2 separate regions of the Homo sapiens genome follow, and region 2 is linked to region 1. A link is a loop called in an ENCODE intact Hi-C map of the cell type or tissue named here. Cell type or tissue: B cell. All regions are shown on one strand.

Region 1 (2,500 bases):
CTGAGTGTCCTTCGCCTCAGCATTTCCCCTGAGGTTGGTTCTGCACACCTTCATCTTTGTCTCAGCACAGGCCCTGGGCGGCAATGCCTTTTTGTGTTTTTTATGTATAAAGCTATTTGTTACAGTGTTGACTCAAAGCTGATACATTTCTGTTCTCAGGCAAACTGCGGTTTAGGTTGCTGCCTTGGCAGTCCTGGCTGTCCTCACGGAAGAGCATGTGAACCACGGACCTGGCTGTCTTTTTCATTGGGTTGGCTCTGCGGTGCAGGCTGGCAGATGAGCATGTGATGAGCCCGCCCTTGCTGGCCGTGCAATTCGGCTCCTGTCATGCTCTTGGCCATTGAATCGGCCTAATGCAGCCCCTCAGCAGCCAGCCTGGTGTTCCCTGGGGCTGAGGATCTAATGTCAGCAGGGCATGATTCGATTCACATTAAAGATGGATATTAAGTCTTTTTACTCGGGGTCTTGTCAAGAAAAACAAATCTGCCTGCTATCAAAGGCATAGAAAATGCCCCTTACCATGACAGCAGTTAACTATGTTCACTGATATCAAAGAGACTGTCTGTCCCCAAGCCTTGGAGGCAGTTTTGTCAAGGTCAATTCGGCTGATCTTTTTCAACGATAACCCAAAGAGGATTAAGTTAACATCTGACCTTTAAAGAGCTTTATTGTTGGGGAACCAAGCTAATTAAAAAATTAAAAGACTGCTTTTGAAAAATATTTAGACCAAACACTAAGGAAAACATGAACACACTGCTTATAGCAGCAGGAATATTGACAGAAAATCCCCAATGGCAAACTAGCTTTGTTATCACACTGTTGAGCTTAATGTGGGGACTCTGGAATCAAACGAATGGGTTCCAATCCTGGCTCTGCCACTTTCTAGTTTCTAGAAAGTGTTTCTAGAAACACTAGTTTCTAGTTTAGTTTCAAAGTAGGGCAAGTGTCTTGCCTTCTCTGAGCTCTGTTGTCTTATTTGTAAAATCGGGATAATAATAGTAATTATCTATAAGATTATTGCAAGGATTAAATGAGATAGTACATGTAAAGCCTTTTCATTTAGGCTAACTATAAATATTACTGTGGACATTTTCAAGTTTAAACATTTTTAAATTTTGCTTTACCGACTTGTGCCATCATGTTGACAGCTGAATGGAATCTCTTGACAAAGTGGCTGGTTCTCACTATCTCCAGAATTCAGAGAAACATCTAGGTTCTGAGCTGGCTCAGCTTTGGACCAAATGTTACTAGCATAGATATAGCAGCTCTTACACCCCAGCTGCCACTGCACTTGATCATCTGCCCCATTACACATATGACAACTCTGTTTACTACTAAAGCTATCTTGAAGAAATGGAATTGTGAGAATAGGGATGGTAATGTTGTCCAGAAAAAGTTCTCTCTTTTAAGTTCTCCTATAAATACTTTCCAATTCAAGGAGATACTGTTCATTGTTAAATGTTTTCATCCAAAGCAGTGTTCCTCACCCTGGCTTCCGGTTTGCTTTTTCTTTTTCTTTTCTTTTCTCTCTTTTCTTTTCTTCTGTCTCTTTTCTTTTCTGTCCTTTCTTTCTTTTTTCTTTTCTTTTCCTTTCTTTCTTTCTTTTATTCTTTCTTTCCTTCTTTCTTTCTTTTTTCTTTCTTCCTGCCTTCCTGCCTGCCTTCTTTCCTTCCTTCCTTTCCTTCTTTTCTTTTCTTTTTTGACAGCATCTAACTCTGTTACCCAGGCTGGAGCGCAGTGGTGCATAGCTCACTGCAGCTGCAGTCTCAAACTGCTGGGCTCAAGTGATCCTCCTGGCTCAGCCTCCCAAGTAGCTGGGACTACAGGTGCACACCACCACACCTGGCTAATTTAAACTTTTTTTTTTTTTTTTTTTTAAAGACATGAGGTCTTGCTATGATTCCCAGGCTGGTCTCAAATGCCTGTCCTCAAGAATCCTCCCACTTTGGCCTCCCAAAGTGCTGAGATTATAAGCATGAGCCACTGCACCCGCACTTGGCTTGGTTTTCTTTTCATTGGCTTATGTGGTGGTTGGAGTTATCTCTTTTGCATGTTGACAGGTGTCATAAAGCCATAGGAGACTTTGAGATGGCCTGAAAATAAGATCATGGATTTTTCCTGGCAGAGAGTTTAGTTTACTTTCAAACCCCGCTAGCCTTTGCTACTCAAAGCCTGGTTCATAAAACCAGGGCTTTGACTTCACTTAGATGCTTCTTAGAATTGCAGAATCTCTTGCCCCACAGTCTTGCTCTCTCAGGCTGGAGTACAGTAGCACAATCTCAGCTCACTGCAACTTCCACCTCCTGAATTCAGGTGATTCTGGTGTCTCAGCCTCCCAAGTAGCTGGGATTATAGGCATGCACCATCATACCCAGCTACTTTTTGTATTTTTAGTAGAGACAGGTTTTTGCCATGTTGTCCAGGCTGATCTCAGACTCCTGGCCTCAAGTGATCTGCCCATCTTGGCCTCCCAGAATGCTTGGATTACAGGTGTGAGCCA
Region 2 (2,500 bases), 52 kb before region 1:
TTTACCGAATGATGCAAACTCTGATGCCATGGTGGAAAAGTATATGAATTGAATTGGATGTGGTCAATAAGGATTGCTAGGGACTCGAGAATGCATGTTGTTCTAGGGAGAGGAAATACGTGAAGGTCAAATTCAGGTTATCAGGTTATCAGTTTGTAACCTAGTTTGTAGCTGCTTTTTTCTTTTCATTTCTTACAAGCTGGTCTTGCTGTAGTAAAATAATTTTGTGTGTCTCTTATAATCTTGATATTGAGAATAAGAGGTTTTTTTTTTAATGGGAATTCCATCCACATGATTTTAAAGTATTACTTTACTAATGATATTTACCTAGGTATTCCTAGAACTTTAGTCTTCTCATGTAACATTTTATACATTTCTCAGAACAAGGTAATTGACAAATAATCAAGGTTGCTTATTTATTGATGAGGAAAGTTAGACATTAAGCCAAAGGACTTGTCCAGTATCGCATATTGGATAGACCTATAATTTTTAACTTTAATCTTGTGGTGACAGGTATTTCCATTTTTTTTTTTTTTTGATGTTTCATATGTGCTTTGATGTTGATGTGTCATGTGACATGAAGTGTCTCCCTATTGTTGGATAATTGGGCAAGTCTAAGTTCTTTTTACTTTATATTCCTGATTTTGTTTTTCTAGATGTGTTATTTTTACAGATTCAGGTTACTTCTTTTTTTAAATCATGTTATTAGAGTTAAACTAATGAAAAATCATATAGAGATGAACTTGGTTTTGAAATATAATGAGTAGATACTTGCTTGGCTGGAATTTTTTCTCACAAGTTTTTTATAAAGATGGTATGAGTGTATACTTTGTATCCAGGAATGTGTGTACACTAGGGGGAGTGTTGGGGGGATGAGGGTGGAAGACATTTTAAGACACACAGGAGGCTGGTGTGGTGGCTCATGCCTGTAATTTCAGCACTTTGAGAGGCCAAGGCAGGGGAATCACTTGAGGTCAGGAGTTTGAGACCAGCGTAGCCAACATGATGAATCCCCATCTCTACTAAAAATAACAAAAAATTAACTGGGCGTGGTGGCACATGCCTGTAATCCCAGGTACTTGGGAGGCTGAGGCACAGAATCACTTGAAGCCGGGAGCCAAGATCATGCCGCCACATCCCAGCCTGGGCGACAGAGTGAGACTCTGTCTCAAAAAAAAAAAAAAAAAAAAAAAAAGACACAGAAGACCCTAAGTGTACACTCAGATGCTCTTTATATCCATATCCATTATCAGTTTGGTGATACGTTATTCTAGTTTCATGAACCTTTACTCTTAGAACTTGGTTTATTCTCTAATATCTTTTGGATTCAGTTTTGCAGTTGAGATGGCTAATATCAATTTGATACTCTTTCCTTTTATGATTGCTCATGTTTTTGTCTAGAACCTTGCATTATAGTATTTTTTTTTCTTTTCCTTGCATTTCTATAGTTGTGAACAACTAGGAGTGGGTTTTTAGCAATTAATTCAGTGAGCTTGTTAATTTTGAAAAGGCTTCAACTGAGGAACACTTTCTTCTCATTTCTTTGATGATAGCTTCTCTGTTTCTCCTTCAGAAAGTCTTGTTTTTTATATGCATATTTACTTTTTGGGTGCACTCTCCTTGTTAATGAGTTATTTGCATCTGATTTTGAGTTTATTCAGCAAATATTTATTAATGATTTACTGTATACTCTGTGCTTGGGGAGTTGACCTAGGGAACTCAAAGGAGGCTCCTTTGAAGAATTGATGCTTGAGCTGAGATCTCAGGAATGAGTAGGAATTATCTAAGACATGAGAGAACAGCTGTTAAGGTAGGGAAAGTAGCATTTGTTTATATATTTGGAGGAAGGAAGTATGATGAGTACTAGGTACTGTAAGAAAACCCTTGTGGTTGGAGTAGAGAATGTAGGAGAAGGGACAGTATGAAGTGAGATGCGGCTAGAGAAGGTACGTAGGGGCTTGACTTCCCAGGGCCTTCATGTGAGCCATATTAAGCAGTTATTTATCCACCTCCTACCCCCAGCAGTGGAAAGCCATTGAGAAACTTTTAGTACAGAAGTGATATGGTGAAATTTGTATTTTGAAAGATTTACTTAGGCTGCAGTTTGGAGAATGAATTAGAGGGATGCCAGGATCCACGTGAAGAGACTAAAGACGCTAGTATTCTGCAGTGAGAATGATGGTAACTTGAGACCAGGGCATTGGTAGAAAAAAGTGGACAGATTTGAGAATGCTTAGGAAGCATATAACCCATGGGATTTGATGATGGACTGATGGGAGATGAGGTAGAGAGAGGTATCAAAGATATCCTTAGTTTCTGTTTCTTTTTCTGAGTTGGGGTCTTGCTATATTGCCTAGGCTGGTCTTGAACTCCTGGATTCAAGCAATCTTACCGCCCCAGCCTCCAAGCAGTTGGGACTACAAGTATGCAACACCGCACCCAGTGAATGTTCTTGGTTTGTATTCACCTTGGTGGGTGATGGTGCCATTCACTGGTAAAA

Evidence for each region. Hi-C counts contacts between places; a loop is a spot of excess contacts. Peaks named below come from ENCODE experiments on the same cell type or tissue, not always from the same donor. Only the 100,000 strongest peaks of a DNase experiment are listed, where the experiment ranks them.
Region 2: a loop joins it to region 1, with 2.8 times the contacts of the local background. A loop is called at or near these places in 12 of 110 quality-filtered maps.

The regions. Positions count from the first base shown.
Region 1 is chr14:60,323,452-60,325,951 of GRCh38, forward strand. It overlaps LINC02322 (long intergenic non-protein coding RNA 2322), which reads left to right. Exons shown (of 2, transcript NR_146481.1): 2 at 160-456. Among named protein-coding and RNA genes, the nearest start is that of LINC02322, 1.5 kb to the left of the region's middle. In B cell, a CTCF peak has its summit at 1,544; no DNase peak of the experiment used is centred here.
Region 2 is chr14:60,271,521-60,274,020 of GRCh38, forward strand. All of the region lies in intron 1 of PPM1A (protein phosphatase, Mg2+/Mn2+ dependent 1A), which reads left to right. Among named protein-coding and RNA genes, the nearest start is that of PPM1A, 24 kb to the left of the region's middle. In B cell, no CTCF peak of the experiment used is centred here; no DNase peak of the experiment used is centred here.